2 separate regions of the Homo sapiens genome follow, and region 1 is linked to region 2. Evidence: chromatin contacts called from ENCODE Hi-C data. All regions are on one chromosome and are shown on one strand. Each heading gives the region's core, a stretch centred on a gene start or an enhancer-like site at or near the end of the contact. The rest is flanking DNA. Distances are from core to core; before and after follow the strand shown.

Evidence for each region. A loop is a pair of places that touch in the nucleus more often than their neighbours do. Pooled maps may share reads with other maps.
Region 1: a loop to region 2 is called in a map with no recorded cell type, with 14 times the contacts of the local background. The contact joins the promoter of SRD5A3 here to the promoter of CRACD in region 2. A Hi-C loop is called at or near these places in 3 of 37 single-sample maps with no recorded cell type and 8 of 50 pooled maps.

Annotation. Positions count from the first base shown.
Region 1 is chr4:55,344,038-55,348,982 of GRCh38, reverse strand. It overlaps SRD5A3 (steroid 5 alpha-reductase 3), which reads right to left and starts at 2,741. Exons shown (of 5, transcript NM_024592.5): 1 at 2,426-2,741. The coding sequence starts at 2,646. RefSeq lists silencers at 2,159-2,428, 2,639-2,808 and an enhancer at 2,260-3,020.
Region 2 is chr4:56,045,901-56,050,831 of GRCh38, reverse strand. CRACD (capping protein inhibiting regulator of actin dynamics) reads right to left here and starts at 1,734. Exons shown (of 11, transcript NM_001393381.1): 1 at 1,533-1,734. RefSeq lists an enhancer at 1,163-1,838 and a silencer at 1,369-2,008.

The sequences.
Region 1 (4,945 bases), core at 1,492-3,991, 700 kb after region 2:
AACGTTACCAAATGATTTTAAATTTGGATTAACCAAGATATTTACTAAATGCTACCATCTGGGATAAATCCATTCTCACTTAATCTTTCACACAGATTGAGCTTCACATGGTACAAGATATTTCCCACGAAGTATACCAGAGGATAAGAGCTTGGGATTTAAATTCCAACAGGCAGGGTTCAGGTACCACCCTTGCTAGTACTAGCATCACTGCACAACTGCTATCTTCTAAGCTTGAGTCTGCATGTGTGTAAATGGGAATAATGACAATAACATCTCCCTCACAGGTCCACTGTGAGGATTAAATGAGGAAAGGCACGTACTCCTTAGTAGTCATCACATAATCATATATGTAAACATTTAGTCAATGGTGGTTACTATTTATAAACCAGTAAAATCTCTCCCACATGCTCCTTAGCCATTAGCACATTTTTTTAAATGATAAAAGTGATAAGCATCTTGTGAATGAAGACATTTTGGAAAATACAGAGACGTATAAAAAAGAGGCCATAGACTCTTACCTCCACCCAACTCTAATTATCTGCCTATTTCATATAAACAGGGGTATAAAATTTAAAAAGAGAGTAATACATGTATTAATTTTTTGGAGACACTGCCAGTTTTGATGCAAGTTATCTTTTTTTTGTCACAATAAAAATGCCTTTCATTATTGGTCTGGATGTTTTGTACCTTCTCCAGTACTAAAAGAAATGTCTGTTTAAATTTAGAGAAGGAGGGGAAGGGCACTTGAACACTATGGGAGGTTCTACTGTAGAATTCTGGAAGAAGAAAAAGGTGTAAATTATTTCACAATAGAGTAGAAATTACAGGAAGTCCAAACAGAACCAACTGTTACAGTAATGAATAAGGAAAAGGTACCAAGTCTCTTTCTTGGCTGTCATGTAATAACAGACTTGAGTTGCAACAGCTGGGGTGTATGCAAGTTCAGGGGATGATTTTACATGTGCCATTTAATCCAGGTACACTAGACTAGTACCTTTCTCAAAACTCAGAAAATAAATTGCTGTGAAGTATAAAAGGATTCAACCCTGATTACAAATGGGATAACAGGTAATTTTTGCTTAAAAAGAGCCTCTAGGAAACAGGAGGTTTGATCAATTTGTTTCATGTACTTCTACTTCTTCCCTTTAGGGTGCCTCAGAATGACCTAGTTCTCCCTTCTCTGTGTTAACACATGACACATCTTTCTCTGACAGTCAAAATTCGCAGATTATCCAAGTTTTAGAAGCCAAATTATACTTGTCCCTTTGTTGCCTGCGGACCTGGGGCACTGCCTATGAGTGTTTCAAGCGACAACCCAGATGTTTTTAACCTTTAAAAAAAAATTTTTTTTAAATACAAGGTATTTCTCTGTTGCCCAGGCTAGAGTGCAGTGCCATGATTATAGCCCACTGCAGTCTCCAATGCCTGATCTCAGATGATCTTCCTGCCTTCATTCCAAGTAGCTGGCACTACAGGCACACGCCACCAAGCCCTGCCAATTTTTTGTATTTTCAGGAGAGACGGAGTCTCACTATATTTCCCAGCCTGGTCTCGAACTCCTGAACTCAAGCGATCCGCCTGCCTCAGCCTCCTAAAGTGCTGGGATTACAGGCGTGAGCCACTGCGCCCGGCCTAAGATGCATCTTAAGGGGCACTGTTCTATTTCTACCATCTCGAATAGTATTTGGCCAACTCTTTCCAGCTATGTCCTGAATTTAAAGTGGAAAAAGGAGAAGAAGAAAATTATAACAGGTCTCTATTTAAAACCTGACGATTTAATCCTTCGCTGAACTGGGTTACAGAATTTTTCGAAAGTCAAATGGAGCTTCGGGACGGGCCTGCCTATGACCTGCACCTTGGGCCACCTTCCCCAGGGGCACCTGCCAAGGTGCAGGTTAGGGCGACTCAGTCCTTTGTCCCCACTGCAAGGGTTGGGAAGAGAAACGGGGGAAGCCGAGGCCGAAGAGCCGGCCTAACTTCATTTCCACAAATGATTCCCGGTGACCTCAAGTTAGAGTATGAGCCACTGGAGTGCAGGGTACGGGAAAAAGGAGAATTTGGGGCAAGGGGCACTTCAATTTGCCGCCTAAATTCGCATGACCAGGCCTAAATTCGGATGCGTTGCCATTTCCCACAGGGAAAGGCTCCGTGCGGCTACCAGTTCACATTCCTCCAGCTGAGTGCAAGCGGCTCCGCTCTCCCTCGGCGTCCGCGGACACCCGGGCACTGCTCCCCGGAGCCACGCAGCAGCCGGGGCATGGCCGGGGCCAGGCCGAGGGAGCGCCGTGCTGCGCCCGGGAACCCGCCAGGGCCTCCCAGGCCGGGTCCCGCCTCTGCTGCCCCCTGCTGGCTGCCCGCGAGCCGGGGCGCCCCGAACTCTCAGCGCCTTGACCACCGCGGCTCGGGACCGGGGCGCGGTTACCTCTTGGGGACATCAAAGGCTCGGCAGGCGGCGGGGCGCGACGGCTCCCCACACTTGGTTTTCCCATAGCGGATCAGGTCCTGGAAGATCGCGCAGCCCGGGAGCAGGCCGGGCGGCAGGAGCTGCAGCAGTAGGGTCAGCAGGAAGGCGGCGGTCAGCGTGAGCCACACCGCGCGCAGCGGGTTCAGCGCCGAGTGCTCGGCCTCCGCCCAGGGAGCCATGGCCCGCGTGCCCGCCTTCCGCGCTGCTGGCGCCCCCACCGCCCGCTAGCCCGCGGAAGAGCGGCCACTAGCGCGCGGCGCACCGGTCTCAGCCTAGCGGGACGTCGGTGACGCGGCGCGGGGCGGGGACGCGCAGAGCCCCTCCCGGACTCGCCGCTCAGCCGCGGAGGTCCTTGGTCCTGGTCGCGCTGGCGCTGGGTGGTCGCTCGCAGTCCCTAATCTGGGCATGGGGATTCTTAGATGGAGCTCCAGAATATGATTCATCAGAAGCAAAGACGCAAAACAGACGAGACCACGTGTCTGCCACTCTTATCAACATTATCTCCAAAGCAAAAAATGGAAACCTTACATGTTGCATTTTAGTTTATTTAGCTAAATTATGATACACTGACATGTTAGAATATCATGCAGTCATTGAGAATTATTATGACGAGTGTAGAAACAGGGAAAGCTGTTTAGGAAACAATATGTGAAGTGAAAAACAAAACCAACCATAAAAATACATAGCTATGATTGCAAACAACTATATTAATATGAATGTGTGTATATATGGATAAAGAAGGCAGATCACACCCAAAAATGAATAATTATGTTAGGATGCTGGAAATGTGTTGGATATGTGTATAATGTAAACATGTAGACAAGTAATTGCACATAATAATAAAAATCATAGTGGTAAAAACTGTGTTTAAAAAACAGCAGTCGCTTACCAATAGGGTTCCAATCCTTAGAAGCAAAGTTTTTAAATTCCATCAGCTGTTTCCTGTAACATTTATCTCAGGTAGTGACAATGCTATTTATTGACTCACTGATTTTAAACAACACTGATTTTATTTACTATAAGTGAAAATCTAGCTCTTTTAAGTATTTAAAAGTCTTTAAAATGTTAATTCTGAAGTATTGTATGCCTACTGTATGACAGGCATCATTTTGGATACTGAGGACAGAGGGGTTTACAAGATAATTGTCACTGCTTATTTGGAGCTTACATTTTTGAGATTGGGTGGTGGGTGAGAAGTGGAAGAGGGGAGAGGTAGCCAACTCATCACCCTTACCCCAATGAGATACCCGATATGTGTGTTGAATAAACATCAGGGTGGGTAGGTTAGTGGGACTTTGGACTGTTAAATGAGCAAGCTTTTAAAGTTTTCTTCTTTGTGCAAAAGACACCTAAGGCTTTACCCGTCCTTTGACAGCCAGGTGATTAAGGATGGTTAAATTGGCATTCTAGCTAGGACAATGAGGCCTTATTGAGTGATCCTGGATCTCTTTTGCGGGAGTCACCCTTTCACTGTTTCTTTCTTTTCTTTTTTTTTTTTTTGAGATGGAGTCTCGCTTTGTCGCCCAGGCTGGAGTGCAGTGGCCTGATCTCTGCTCACTGCAAGCTCTGCCTCCCAGGTTCACACCATTCTCCTACCTCAGCCTCCCGAATAGCTGGGACTACAGGTGCCCCCCCAACCACGCCTGGCTTTTTTTTTTTTTTTTTTTTTGTATTTTTAGTGGAGATGGGGTTTCACTGTGTTAGCCAGGATGGTCTTGATCTCCTGACCTCGTGATCCATCTGCCTCGGCCTCCCAAAGTGCTGGGATTACAAGCATGAGCCAATGCTCCTGGCACCCCTTCACTGTTTCTTTATTTTTCTTAGGTTAACTCTCTGTAAATGCAGCTGGTCTGTCCATGATCTTTTTCTTTTCAGAGAAGCTACTTGTAAGTGCATTGCAGGGACTCAGTTTCCTGGGTAGGAGTTTCTCTTACAGTTGTCTGACCTGGGGCAAGATTGAAAACAAGATAAGTGTGTGTGTATGTGTGAGTGTGTGTGTAGTGGAAACAGGAAGGGTTGAGGAGGCTGGAGGGGAAAATCATCCCATATATTTTTTAGATTTTTTTTTTTGAGACCGAGTTTCACTCTTGTTGCCCGGGCTGGAGTGCAATGGCACGATCTTGGCTCACCGTGACCTCTGCCTCCTGGGTTCAAGCTATTCTGCCTCAGCCTCCCGAGTAGCTGGGATTACAGGCATGTGACACCACACCAGGCTAATTTTGTATTATTAGTAGAGACGGGGTTTCTCCATGTTGGTCAGGCTGGTCTCAAACTCCCGACCTCAGGTGATCCGCTTGCCTCGGCCTCCCAAAGTGCTGAGATTACAGGCGTGAGCCACCCTGCCTGGCTATTTTTTAGATTTTAATCAGCATGCACAGTTTATATTCAGAGAAGCCCCCTGTAGATGGCAGTGGCTGAACAGAAAGCCGTAAGTTAAACCCTCCTGGGAGTATTTGTAAATGTAAATCCTTACTGGAG
Region 2 (4,931 bases), core at 485-2,984:
AATTAAGCTTTTGAATACAATGCATTTTAAATAATCAACAGTGGAAAGGGCGATCCAGTAACATGATTTTTTCCCTGCCCACTTCTGAGTTGAAGTGATCTGTAATGCAACCATATTATATTTTTCAAAATGTTTCTTTTTCAAAGCTGCCTTTGAAATTTTTTTTCATATAGGCAATTTTCTCTTGAATATACTGAACAAGGATTCCCTTTTCCCAAAGGATAAAGGAGACAGTAGTGAAGGAGTCTTCTCTTTGTTGACTTTTTAAAAATTACTCAAAACTGACTGTTTTATTCAGATTCCTGAGTCACAAACAATGCCAAAGAACTGTGAGCCATTTTTTATATAATTCCACAATTACTATAGGTGATTTTTAAAGGAAACATTGATTTAACTCACAACTTAATGAATCAAAAATTTGCCACAGGATATTTACTAAGAATCTTTTTCTAAAACTGCCTTATCCTTTGTATTCTAACCACTCCCTCTCCACCACCACCACTTACCACCCCCAATACACACACACACACACACACACACACACACACACACACACACTCCCTCACCTACACCAGATCAGTTTCCCAGCCATTATTCCTAAAACCATATTAAAATTTCACAACACATGGTCGTACTTACTAGGTTTTCTTCCCCCTCCCCCTCCACTGAATCAATGTGTCTTGAAATATATATTCTCTTAAAATTCAGAATTCAGAAAATGATTACGATGTCTCTAACTCAAGAACACATATTATAAAATTCAAAGTCGGCTTCTGTTTACTGATAATCATGAAAAAAAAAAAGCCATACCCCACCCACCGTATCCGTAGGGTTAGGAGGTCCAATCTCGCCACTACAGAGCTCTGCAAGAAAGGACGGTTATAGTGCCAGGAAAACCATCGCAACAAGCCCCGGGCGAAGATAAAGAAAACAGATTTTACACCACGGGCAGCGCGCAGTCTCCTGGCCCCGGCCCTTGGTAAACAGGGGAAACCTTTGTCTTGCCTCAGCTATCAAACTGGTGGCTCATCAGAATTGGGGCAACAAGAGTTTGTGCGAAACGGTCTGGCAGAGGTTAAACAAAGCAATGCAGCTCCGGGGGCGGTGGGGAGAGGGCTGAGCCCGGACGGCGTCCGCGATCCCGGACGGTGAGGTCTGGTTCTGGCCCTTGCCGCGGTCGGGACCGAGCCAGGGACCTGGGGACAGGATGGCGAGGCGCGGGAAGAGGAGAAGGCAGGCGAGGTCCCATATTCTCCGCAAGTTCCCGGGGTGCAGCCCGGCGGCAGGTTCCCCTGCGGGGATCCAAAGCGCGCAAGCCGCGCGCAGGTTCCTCCGGGAGGGTCCGCGCCTCCCACATGGGGACACCGCCCCGAAGCCCACCGCCCGCCGCGCCGAGCCCACGCCCCCGGGGCCAGGTCCCCTGGAGTCCCGGGGCGCTGCGGGGGCCCGGCCCGGAGGGGCGCGAGTGGAGGAGAGAAGCCCGCCCCTGTCCCCATTGTCTGGCTCCGGCCGCGGGCCGAGCAGGCGCTCACCTGAGGTCCCCGCCTGGCGCTCCGGCTGGCAGAGCGGCTGGCCGGCGACCGGCGGTCCCGGGCGGGCGGCGGACTCGGCGGCACTGCGCGCGGCAGCCTCCGCATCAGCAGCCGCCGCGGCAGCAGCACCAGCAGCGCACCCGCCTCTCAGTCGGCCGTGGCCTCCATTGCTCTCCCCACTGCCGCCACCGCGCGGCACTGCGCGCCCGGCCCCGCGCGGCGTGGTCACATGCTCCGCCGGCGCCTCGGGCGCTCGGACCCGCGCCGCCGCCCCGCCCGGCTTCGCCCAGGGACAGCTGAGCGTGAGGCGCCGGCTTCCTTCTCGCGCCCTCCGGGAGTGGCGCACACCAGATGGCTCCCCTCCCCAGGGGTGCCCAGAAACCAGGAGCGGGCCCCAAGGAGGGGCGTGGGGTTGACCAGTGCCCTCCCGGCTTCTGCAAAGCCTGACTCGAGGGAGTGCTGAACTCGTGGGGTCTGAGGTTACAGTGGTGGGCTCACAGCGAGGCTCATCCTGCGTGTGGCGAGAACATTGGACCATCAGTCACCACCCCACAGGTTGCAAATTCGGTCCCTGTTACCCGCAGCAGTCTCTCTAATAGGAGATACCGGGAGCCCAGGAGAAGTTTCGCCCTGCAGAGTCCCAACCACAATAAATGGCACTGGGACTCCTGAGAGTTGAGTAAGTTGGAAAATGCCACCTAGAAATAGAAAGGCTAGAAATTGCATTGCTGAGTCCCTGTACATCCGAACGGAGTGACATTGACAATGTGCATTATTGTCCCCAGCCATAATGAAATTAAATATTGATTTTGATGCTTTAAGGAAAATGACTTCTCCTTTTGTGGGCTAACGAAGAAAACAAGACTTTTCCTTCATACTTTTTGTTGTGACTATGCCAGTGCAACTACTGGAAATCAGTTTCTGGTGATCTTTTTAGTTTACTATGTATGCAAGGATGCTAAAAATAATTGAATATCATTATTAAACAGGAAATTTTAAAGCAAAATGACTAGACAAAAGATGCAAAATACGAAAGATAGCCCTAAATTATACCCAGTATTGAGCCAGATGTCCCAAATGCCAAAAATAGGACTAGTAATTTCTTTTCTTTTTTTTTTTTTTTTTTTTTTGAGACGGAGTTTCTTGTTGCCCAGGCTGGAGTGCAGTGGCGCGATCTCAGCTCACTGCAACCTCCAACTCCCGGGTTCAGGCGATTTTCTTGCCACAGTCTCCCTCTGAGTAGCTGGGATTACAGGCGCCCGCCACCACACCCAGCTAATTTTTGTTTTTATTTTTAGTAGAGACGAGGTTTCACCTTATTGGCCAAGGACTAGTAATTTCACTGCATGACTTAAAGGAGCAACCTTGAGACTGGGAGAATCTAGTGCATGTTACCTTATCCAACTGGTTTATTCTAGATAAACATTTAAGTTAAATATCAGTATAATATATGGCTTTGTATTTTCGTGAATATAGATACTTAGTTCAGTGTGCACATATCCTAAACTATGTCTGCTTTATTCCAAATTAGAATAATGCAGAGTTTTAGAAAGGGTTGAGCAAATTTCTTTTGATTTGAGTTTAGTAGCGTTAGAAGTTCCCAGAAGCCGGCCGGGCGCGGTGGCTCATGCCTGTAATCCCAGCACTTTGGGAGGCCGAGGCAGGCGGATCACCTGAGATCGGGAGTTCAAGAACAGCCTGGCCAACTTGGCGAAACCCCGTCTCTACTAAAAATACAAAAATTAGCCAGGCGTAGTGGCGCATCCCTGTAATCCCAGCTACTCGGGAAGCTGAGGCAGGAGAATCGCTTGAACCCGGGACGCGGAGGTTGCAGTGAGCTGAGATTGCGCCATTGCACTCCAGCCTGGACAACAAGAGAGAAACTCCATCTCAAAAAAAAAAAAAAAAAGAAGTTCCCAGAAGCCAAAAATCAAATCTATGCAGAACATATAGCTGAGATCTTGTTCTTGATATATATTATAGTCTTGCCAACTACATGAAAACACAAACAAATGTCCATATAAAAATTCAAATGTTCATAAGTCAAACGTAGGTCTACTATCTTTTCACTTTGTAGGACAAGGCACCCCAATTCATATACACCCAAAAAATATCGCCGGAGTTCTGGAGAAATGATGCTCATATTGGACCATTCTAACAACTAGACTTAGTGTCTCATGGGCCTCAGAAATCGGAATCCATCAGGCACCACTTTTGACAGGTGCTGTTTTTTTCCCTCACTTTTCAAATACATTGGTTCATAGCAACTATATCCAGGGCTATAACAAGATTGCATGGCACCCTAACCCCAAGTATCAGTCTACTATTCCACGTTTTCGATAGCTAACTGCCTACCAGTGGAAACATTTTTCAGAGGCCATAATACAAAAAAAAAAAAAAAAAAAAAAAAAAAAAGATGCAGAACATCTAGAATTTTTTTTAACACTTAACCATTTAACTGCTGTGTGAGAGGTTATAGAAAATATGTGGGAAATAAATTTCGTAGTTAGACCAGTAGTTTCAGCTGTAGGGATACTTGCACTGTAGGAGACATTTGGCAGTGTCTTGGGCACATTTTTGGTGGTCTACACTGGGGATGGCAGGTGCTGCTACTGGGCATCTACTGGGTAGAAGCCAGAGATGCTGCTAAGAATCTTACAATGCTCAGAACAGCCCCCACAACCAAGAATTATCCAGCCCCAAATGACAATAGTGCTAAGGTTAAGAAACGCTGAGTTAGACCAAGGATTTCCAAAGCCTCTCCATTCTATAATCCACCATGTCTGTGTATCATCCCTTTCCATGACTTTCTGTCCCTCAGCATGAGTCCACTGGATAATTCAATTAACTTCAGATATTTCCTTAAATTTGTAAAATGGGAATAACTGTTCTAGTTCCCATATCTTTTAAATTACCATTATTATTGTGTCTGAAAATTAAGTAATGGAAAAATATAATCGGCAAATACTAACAGAAGAAAACATGGAGACAACTGCAAATCTACATGCAAAATAATCAATTTGGACCCCTATCTCTCTATATAGTTAACTCAAATGGATCATAGATCTAAAGGTAAGAGCTAAAACTATAAAACTCTTAGAAGAAAACAAAGGCATAAATCATGTCCTTAGGTTAGACAATGATTTCTAAGATATGACATCAAAAACACAAGCAATGCAAGAGAAAAATAAACAATATCAAAATTTATAACTTTTATGTTACACATGATATCATCAAGTGAGTGAAACTATGATGCAAGGAATTGGACAATACATTTACAAATCATACAATGTATCTAACAAGGGACTTGTATACAGAATACATAAAGTACTCATAACACTCAATAATAAAAAGACAACCCAATTTTATGATGGGCAAAGGATTTGAATGGACATTTCT